2 separate regions of the Homo sapiens genome follow, and region 2 is linked to region 1. A link is a loop called in an ENCODE intact Hi-C map of the cell type or tissue named here. Cell type or tissue: Calu3. All regions are shown on one strand.

What was found. A loop is a pair of places that touch in the nucleus more often than their neighbours do. Peaks named below come from ENCODE experiments on the same cell type or tissue, not always from the same donor. Only the 100,000 strongest peaks of a DNase experiment are listed, where the experiment ranks them.
Region 2: a loop joins it to region 1, with 10 times the contacts of the local background. A loop is called at or near these places in 1 of 110 quality-filtered maps.

What each region holds. Positions count from the first base shown.
Region 1 is chrX:112,829,893-112,834,892 of GRCh38, reverse strand. It overlaps AMOT (angiomotin), which reads left to right. Exons shown (of 14, transcript NM_001113490.2): 2 at 2,523-2,599. Among named protein-coding and RNA genes, the nearest start is that of AMOT, 8.4 kb to the left of the region's middle. In Calu3, no CTCF peak of the experiment used is centred here; a DNase peak (open chromatin) is centred at 1,982.
Region 2 is chrX:114,054,850-114,059,849 of GRCh38, reverse strand. No RefSeq gene overlaps it. Among named protein-coding and RNA genes, the nearest start is that of XACT, 440 kb to the right of the region's middle. In Calu3, no CTCF peak of the experiment used is centred here; no DNase peak of the experiment used is centred here.

The DNA of each region.
Region 1 (5,000 bases):
AAATAAGAGGACTCTAGCATCTTACAGGGTGGTGAAAAATAGCTTCAAAAAGAAACGTTAGTTGAAAAGGGCTATAGAGATCAGTGAGTTATTCAAAGCTCCTCCAAAAGATGAAAAAGAATAAAGCAAACTTCTGTGTGTGTGCGCATGCACGTTTTAAGGGAGAAAGTTTTCAGTAATATTTGCTTGTGACACATACTGATGATAGCCAGTAACTGAAACCCAGCCATTGTAGTGTTTTATACACAGCTGGATTTTATTAATGATGGAATATTTATGCTTGCTGTACAATTCGTGGCTCATTTCCATGTGTATGTCAGAACTTAAATACCCCCAAAAGAAACATTAAGATAACATGAAATATAAATGTGGCCAAGCTAGAAAGGGTGGATTTGGTGGAGAGTCTCCCTTCTTCTTATTGGTGTCACATCAGATCACAATAACTGTGCCGCCCCCCTATCAACCTTAGGCATTGATACTGATCTTTTTTTCCCCTTATATATACCCCATAGCAAACTTCACATTTCAATCTTTTTGATATGGACAAACGATCTGCTCTCCTCTTTATAATGCAGATAAAACTGATGTATGTGTTTTTTAAGAGCATATTTTCCCTGCACATGCTTCTCATTATCCGAGAGGCCTGGACTCAATCAGTAAAGGAGCAGAGAAACCACATAATTGAAAGGAGAATGACGGTGGTGCATACTTGGAATATTTGTGGGAAGGGGATTGCTGACATCAGAAAATGTAGTGGCCTGAGTGTTAACAGCATTGAAGAGAAATCAGCTTTCTGTGTTTCTGTGTATTGAAAATTATTTTTAAGGGAATAAAAATATGGGCCAGGTTTGACATCCTTTTATGAAGTTGCCCTGGAAACTTTGATGAAGATTGTTAAAGAATAGCTCAATTAAAACCTTCCCCATTAGGAAGCTAATTAGTACATCCCTTACTCATTTTGGTTGTTTTCAAGGGGCATGTATTTGCATTGAATTAGTGACATTTGTTCCATGTGATAGCAAACTAAGATAAAAATCACAGATGGGGAAAATTATTTAGATTGCCTGTTTTGAAGAAACCTAATTCCTCTTTATTACATTTAGATTTTCAGTTCAGAGTTTTGTTTTACTATGTTTATATACAATGATCACATTTTAGTGTGGTAGCCAGTTTTGCTTTCTGGATCATGGGCTATAAACCAAAGCTTATTTGAATTTCCCGTATGAATTAGGGAAATAGAACAAATGACAACAAACCATTTTATTAAGGTAAGATTTCATTTTTTTCTTCTACAATTAGTTTCTCTTTGGTCTATGTGTGTGTGCCTGAGAGAGAGAGTAGGGGAGGCAGATTGTTTTTTTAAAAAGCAAACAGTTTTTGAAGCTAAGAAAATTTTGATGACCCCCCCCCCCCCTTTACTCCCAGGAACATTCTGTCTGCCTCAGGCTGGGACCAGTTGGGCTTTGGTTAGGGGAACATGATGAATTTTCTGACCTGGTGCTTTCTGTGACCAGGCTAAGTGGTTCTCCCTTGGAAGCCTGAAGGAAAGAGGTTATGGTGAGAACAGGAGTGCAAGATTTCTAGCAGGTTCTTTTTACTGTACTCCACCTTTTTTTAGGGGGGTGAGTACTTGCTTCTGAGATTTTAGGGCCATTTGCAGTAGAGTCAATGCTTTATAGCCAAATGTAAAATATGGGCCAGTTGTGGCCCTCCTTTCCCCGCATCACTTTAGGTGACGGTCATTCTGTACCTAGGTTCCCATATGCTGTGCCCACGGTGTAGGTGTATGCCTGCAGTAGTTTGTGCAAATAAGAAAGTTAGCTGGGTTATATGATTTGTGGTTTAATCTCACCTTAGTCCTTCTTGGGAAGGCAGGGTTTAGATTCAGTTCTGCAGTGGCACCTCAGGCAAGGCAGGTTCCCTGTGCTTGCAAGGCAACAGCAGGAGGAGGAGGGGCTGCCTTCTGCCTTCAGAGAGTGACTCAGGCCCTTTGGTATGAAGATATGAAATGCTGGCTCCTGTCCATACACCTGCTGGATGCCACACCTGCAGTCAGCACCTGAGCCCCACTCAGACACAAAAACCAGACTGAAGGCAGATGGGGCTCCCTTGAAAAGGGGCACAGCGAAACAGGGAGCTCTCAATTATGTTAGTAGAGCCCCACTGGGAACTGGGTTTAGTCATCCCAGTGTTGGCGTGGGGAAACAGATTACTTTCTTTTAGATGCAGCTCACTCACTTGCTCAAGATACTGTTAGAGTGTTTCAGGAGTTTGCTTTCCTAATGAATTTCTCTTGTGAACTGTCCTCTTAAAAACTGGAGGGGCAATTCTGTGGAGGGTTATGTCTTAGAACCAAGCACAGGGCAGGAAGTCGCAAGACCTGGGTTCCAATGCTGGCCCTACCAATGGGCAACAGTGAAATTCTGGTCCAATTAGTTATGATTAGCTATCTGTTCTGGACTTGAGCTTCCCTCTCCAGTTCTAAAATGGAATTAATCACATCTGCCTTTATTTCCCCACAGAGCTGCTAAGAAGGACAAATAAGATAGCAGAGTGAAAGAGCTTTTGTCTCCTTAGAAGGAAGGCTGAGAAACTAAAGGTAATAATAACATTATTATTATTGTTATTCCATGTCTTTCTTTGTTTTCTTCTCCTGCTGTGGCCTCTAGCAAAGTTTTGGGGAAGTTATCATTCACTCAGTATGCAACTATTAAGCACATTTTATGTACCAGTTAATGTTTTAGGTATTGGGATGCATACAATGAAAAATCACGCACCCCGCCCATGCCCTCTAAGATCTTACAGTCTAGCAACTTCCCTTTCCATTTCTGGCTCAACCCGTAATAGTGATTGCTACCAGGGCACTCAGAAGCTTAAAAGGTGAGAGTTAACTTCTTTTTTTCTCTCCACACTACAGCTGGGGATTTCTGTCCCTGGAGCTGTGTATTGCAAGGTCTAGCTTGGAGATATATGGGAGGAAAGGCCATCGGGATAAATAAAGGAATTTCTTTCCCTCCCACATTTGCAAAGTACCTAACCCTTGAATGATCTTTTTTTTTTTTTCCCCAGAAGTCCATGTTTAGTTTCATCCTGGGTTCTGTTCTGTTCCTAGTCAATATGGTCCAGCCCTCTCTTATGACCTTAGCTGTCATCCATATGCTAATGACTCCCAAAGATATATCTCAACCTATCTTTGATGTCAAATTGGTCATCACACTCCATGTCTTCTACTCAGCTTATAGGTTTTTGATATTTTCCTCCTCTTGGGAGCTTTTTCAGGTAGCCCAGGGTTTTTTGCAGAGCCCTATGTGTTGCCGGAGCTATTAGCTCATACCTCTGTTTTCCCGTTGAATTGGGCCTCCTCTGCCTGACTGGGAGCTCCTCAAGTACTGGGCTCTCTTTTTATTTATTTATTTATTTATTTATTTATTTATTTATTTATTTATTGCCACCCTAGGCCTTACCTAGCACAATGTCTGGCTACAGTAAGTGCTCAGTAAAAGTTTATGGAAAATTTGCTGTGATAAGTGTCATCATAGAGAATTCATTTTCCATGTTGAGCAGAGTTGAGGTCAGGAATAGATGGAGAGGGATTAGGGAAAAATCTTCAAAGAGAAGATGGACAGCAGAACTGCCTTATTTTGAGAGTTCTGGCTAAGAAGTCACGGAAGGAATGCCTGTTGTGTCCACTGTTGTTAAACCAGGGGCATCTCTGACCTATTGCCTCCCCTGCTTTAGGACCGGATGATTTTTATGGTCAGGTCTGCAAATCAACCTCTGTCTATAATACATTGACCATTTAAGACAGGTGTCACTTAGTCATCTAGTATTAAACAGGGCTGACCTTAAATGTGCCACCTTAACTGAGGCTGAAAATAGAGCTACACACACAGGCTCATTGATCATGCCTGCTTAGTTCTATACAGCAAAATGTCCCTTAAGATATATTGAAGATTGGGATCTAAAAACTGACAAATTCAATTCTCAGAATGTAAGCAGGTTGGGTCACAAGAACTGAATGTCTTCAAGCTGACTGTCAGATCTTTCCAAGGGCAAAAATGAAAGATGATATAAGCTATTACAGGCCATGAACCTGTTTTCACCCACCTGATGCTTTTACTAATTAGCTTCTTGGCTGGGTGGCAATTTGGGGCAAGTGCATGCAAGCTGGATTCACAGGGGAGCCCGCATTCCACTCTGCCATTTCGCAAGCCACTGGGATACTACACTGCTTCTCTTGGCTTCTTTCCCTCCCAGGAGCCCTGCTCTGCCCTGGTGGAAAAATGAGAGCGGGAGAATTTTTCATTAAATGAGGGAGGGATTTCATGGGACTCTGGTGTTTTGCTAATTTTATTTTTTAGTGGGTTGTCTAAAAACATTTATGCTTCTTGACCCATCAGTTTCACTTCTGGGATTCTATCATGAAGAAACAATCTACAATATTGAAAAAGGTTAAATCACAAAGATGTTTTTGTAACATTATTTAGATTAGCATAAAATTGGAAGCAATTTACATGTCTTAATAATTGAAGAATGGGTAAGTGAATGCTGATACACTTGTTTAATGCACTATTATGCAGCCATTACGATGTTATGAAGTTATGCCACAACATGGAAAAAGTATTTATGGTGAGGTGAAATGCAGGATCCAAAATTACATCTTATTAATAATTCATTGCTTGTAAAAACCCAAATACACATAGGAAAACTAAAGGAAATATAATGTTAACAGTGCTTAAGTTGAGGTGCTTGGATTATAAGTGATTTTTTTCTTTATTAAAAATAAATGCATGCTGTGCTTATATTACTTGTAAAATAAAATATAAGTAGATATGAAAATGGGTGGTCTGGCATTGGCGGTTAAAGATTGGTCAAGCAGGCAGCTTCTAGGTATATTCTTAAACTTTTCTCATTTTAGGCTCCATCTAATTACAGGGACTCTTTATACTTTTCTCGAGATAATAAAGAAGGGGATGTGATGGTGTGGTCTACTCCTCTTT
Region 2 (5,000 bases), 1.2 Mb before region 1:
AAAAAGGATGGAGAGTTAAGAAATTTCTATCTTTTTGGCAATTGAAAAATAAAAGATAACTGCTTCTCAGCTTTAAAAATATAATATTTAGAAAGCCTTTGAAAAACAACAATTCAGTAGACACTCCCTCCCAGTTAAATTGTCTTAAGGTGGCCAGGTGCAGCGGTTCAAGCCTGTAACCCCAACATTTTGAGAGGCTGAGCGGGGAGAATTTCTTGAGACAAGGAGCTTGAGATCTGAGACAAGTCTCAATCAAGTTAAAAAGTTTATTTTGTCAAGGTTAAGGACGTGCATGTGACACAGCTTCAGGAAATTCTGATGACATGGGCCCAAGGTGGTTGGGGTACAGCTTGCTTTTATACATTTTAGGGAGACATAATGCTAAGGGAGGAGACCACCCCTCATATTGTCTTATGCCCAATTTCTGCCTCCAAAGAAAAAAGAAGTAAAAACTAAAAGGCGGAAGTGAAATCCACAGGCAGACAGCCCGGAGCCGCACCCTGGGGCTGGTAGTTAAAAATCAACCCCTGACTTAACTGCTTGTGTTATCTATAGATTCCAGACATTGTATGGAAAAGCATCGTGAAAATCCGTCCTGTTCTGTTCCGTTCTGATTACCAGTGCATGCAGCCCCCAGTCATGTACCCACTGCTTGCTCAATCATTCACGACCCTCTCACGCGGACACTCTTAGAGTTGTAAGCCCTTAAAAGGGACAGGGATTGCTTACTTGGGAGCTCAGTTTTTTGAGACGTAACTCTGCCGACGCGCCTGGCCAAATAAAGCCCTCTCCTTCCTCAACTCGGTGTCTGTGGCTCGTCCTGCTACAATGCATCTACCCATACAGGTAAGATTTACATTGATTTTATCTGGCAGGGCAGGATAATTCGAAGCAGGGTTGTGGGTGCTTCCAGGTCATAGGTAGATTTAAACATACCCTGGGCCTGGTGCGGTGGCTCACACCTGTAATCCCAGCAATTTGGGAGGCTGAGGTGAGTGGATCACCTGAGGTCAAGAGTTTGAGACCAGCCTGATCAACATGGTGAAACCCCATCTCTACTAAAAATACAAAATTAGCCAGGTATGGTGGCACATGCCAGTAATCCCAGCTACTTGAGAGATTGAGGCAGGAGAATTGCTTGAACCCGGGAGGTGGAGGTTGCAGTGAGCCGAGACTGCTCCATTGCACTCCAGCCTGGGCAACAAGAGTGAAACTCCGTCTCAAAAAATACATAAATAAATAAATGATTGGCAATTGGTTGAAAGAGTTATTATCTACAGAAAGGAATGTCAGGGTTACGATAGGGGTTGTGGAGTCCTGAGTTTTATCATACGGATGAAGCCTCCAAGTAGCAGGCATTAGAGAGAACAGACTGTAAATGTTTATTAACAGACTTAAGGTTTGTGTCGATGTTAATACTGGAGGGGTATAATGAGGCATGTCCAACCCCCACTTCCCATCACAGCCTCAACCAGTCTTTCAGGTTACATTTTAGGGTGCCCTGGCCAAGGAGGGAGTCCATTCAGTTGGGTTGCTGGAGGACTTTTAAATTTTATTTTTCGTTTACATTCTCCCCTTTCTGGCCAAGATTTTTCAGAGGCAACATCAATGGCCACAAAATTGTACTTTTGTCAATGAAAAGAGTCAAACTCTGTAAAACATTTGAAGAGATTTATTTTGAGCCAGATATGAGTGATCGTGGCCCATGACATAGCCCTCAGGAGGTCCTGAGAACAAGTGCCCAAGGTGGTCGGGGTGCAACTTGGTTTTAGCATGAGAGGTCAATCAAATACATTTAAGAAATACATTGGTTTGGTCCAAAAGGCGGGACAACTCAAAGTGCTGTAGGTAAATTTAAACATTTTCTGGTTGACAACTGGTTGAGTTTGTCTAAAGACCTGGGATAGATAGAAAGAAATGTACAGGTTAAGATAAAAGATTGTGGAGACCAGCTGGGCTCAGTGGTTTACGCCTGTAATCTCAGCACTTTGGGAGGCCGAGGCAGGTGGATCACCTGAGGTCAGGAGTTCGAGATCAGCTTGGACAACATGGTGAAACCCCCGTCTCTACTAAAAATATAAAAAATTAGCTGAGCGTGGTGGCAGACGCTTGTAATCCCAGCTACTGGGGAGGCTGAGGCAGGAAAATTGCTTGAACCGGGAGGCAGAGGTTGCGGTGAGCTGAGATCGTGCCACTGCACTCCAGGCTGCGTAACAGGGCGACACGCTATCTCAAAAAAAAAAAAAAAAAAAAAAAAAAAAAAGATTGTGGAGATCAAGGTTCTTTTGAAGTCTTATAGTGGCTTCCCTTAGAGACAATAGATGACAAATGTTTCCTATTCAGATGTTTAAAAGGCGCTAGAACTTTAGTTAATTTTTTTAGGATTGGGAGGGCCTGGAATAAAAAGATCTAGCTATGTTAATAGAGATTCTTTACAGATGCAAATTTCCCCCCACCAAAAAAAAAAAAAAAAAAACAGCTTTACAGGGCCATTTCAAGATATGGCAAAGAAATATGTTTTGGGGTAAAATATTTTTATTTTCTTCCTTGTCTCGTAGTGTTATGGCAGAGTCAGGTTGGAAAGTATGTCACAATATATAGGGTTAAATAAAAACCATCTGATGAGAATTTATAGTTTGTACGGCATGACTCCCCAGACCCCTTAGATAGGAATTTGGGCAAGATAAAAACATCATAGCTTAGTCCTCGCTTTTGTCCCGTAAGCATTGCCGGGATGCCATGGTTGCCTGCCCTGGGTCCATTCTGTCCCTCCCTTTGGCTAAGTGGCCAAGGGACTTAGGGTCAACAAGACTTACATCCAACTAATTGTTCTAGGTGAGATAGAAATGGACGTGGACAGGCATTTATTACCCCTTAAAATTATTATTATTTTTTAAAGTAGAAAGCCAACAAACAAAAAGCCAAAGGAGAGGTTACAAAATTTACTTTTTTTTTTTTTTTTTTGAGACAGAGTCTCACTCTGTTGCCCAGGCTGGAGTGCAGTGGTGCAATCTCAGTTCATTGCAACCTCTGCCTCCTGGGTTCAAGTGATTCTCCTGCCTCAGTCTCCCAGGTAGCTTGAACCCAGGAGAAAGAGGTTGCAATGAGCCAAGATCGCACCACTGCACTCCAGCCTGGACAACAGAGTGAGGCTCTGTCTCAGAAAAAAAAAAAGTAAATTATATTAGCTGGCTAATTTTTGTATTTTTAGTAGAAACGGGATTTCACCATGTTGTCCAGCCTGGTCTTGGACTCCTGGCCTCAAGTGATTCACCCACCTCGGCCTCCCAAAGTGTTGGGATTACAGGCATGAGCCACTGTGCCTGGCCCAAAGCTGGCTTATTTTAAACTTCTATTTGTTGAGTTACTGTAATCTTGGTTTCAGTTACAGACTTATAGCAATTAGCTCTATAAAACACAAGCATTGTTTGGAAAACATTTTTTTAAAGAAATATATATCTATCTGTACAGTTCATAGCTGGGAGTCTTATACCCAGGAGGCTTTGTCACGGCGTATGTTTATCCTATCAAAAATTATTTTCTTTTCATTCTACAGGAGAAGGAAATTCTTTTCTTTTTTTTTTTTTTAATATGGAGTCTCAGTCTGTTGCCCAGGCTGGAGTGCAGTGGTGCCATCTCGGCTCACTGCAACCTCCACCTCCCAGGTTCAAGCAATTCTGCCTCAGCCTCCAGTGTAGCTGGGACTACAGGTGTGCACCACCATGCCCGGCTAATTTTTTGTATGTTTAGTAGAGACGGGGTTTCACCGTGTTAGCCAGGATGGTCTCGATCTCCTGACCTCGTGATCCACCTGCCTCAGCCTTCCAAAGTGCTAGGATTACAGGCATGAGCCACCGTGCCTGGCCCAGGAGAAGGAAATTCTTAATAGCTGGGGTGGATGCAAAGGTGCCCCATAATAGCTCAAGAAGCAAAGGCCATTGTTTTACCAGCTGTTTAGGCATCTTTGTACCCAAACTTCATTTGGAGGTTGTGACCTTGACTTAATTATATCCCTCAAAAACCAGCCCTTAAAATCTCATACACCCATTTCTTCTGCAATAGTTCCTGGGCCTACAGGGAGTGTGCTTGTGTAGTCTTAGCAGCTGGGCATTTGTAGTGAATAACAGATCGGACCCAGTGGGAAGCCAAATGAGGGAGATTATCATCTCTGGTCTTCAGAATACCATGATTTGGTTTCCCTGGAAATAAAACAAGGAGAAATAAAAAACATTAATAATTTGACAAAGAGTACTTGTGTGTCAGAACAGAAAAATGAATCTATTCCATGAGGGCATCAGCTAAAACCATGAATAAGAATTATAATCTAGCATCCTTTAGAGGATTATTGTAGCCAAGAAATAATTCATGGTTCACTCTGCACTGGAAAACAAAAATCAGGGCTAAAATCTAGTAACAAATGTTATACACTTTTCTTTTGAAACAATTTCTCTGTCTCTCTCTAGCCCTCTTTTTCTATTAAAGAGAAATTTTAATACTAGCAGCTTGTATGCAACGTAAGTATTAGGCTTATTATAGTTTGCTTTGTCAAAGCAAACTAAATATGGCCTGAGAAGGACTCCATACTTCTATATTTGAGTCCTTGAGAATGAACTGTAACCTAGCTGAATAGTCAGACAAAGTTGAAAACCTAACTTAATAGTATATACCTGTAACAATTGCTGAGTGTTGGCCAAACTCAGTGGACATACTTCAACCACTCAGACTGCTGAATGTTCAAACTGCGTTCAAATAAGGCAAACGCTGAGCTGCAACCAATCTCACTATTTCTGTACCTCACATCCGATTCCTGTACGTCACTTTACCGTTTTTGTCTATAAATTTGTTCTGACCACGAGGCACCCCTGGAGTTTCTGTGAATCTGCTGTGATTCTGGGGTCTGCCTGATTCACGAATTGTTCATTGCTCAATTAAACTCCTTTAAGTTTAATTTGGCTGAAGTTTTTCTTTTATCAGCCTGATTATTCACATAAAGTGCAGCA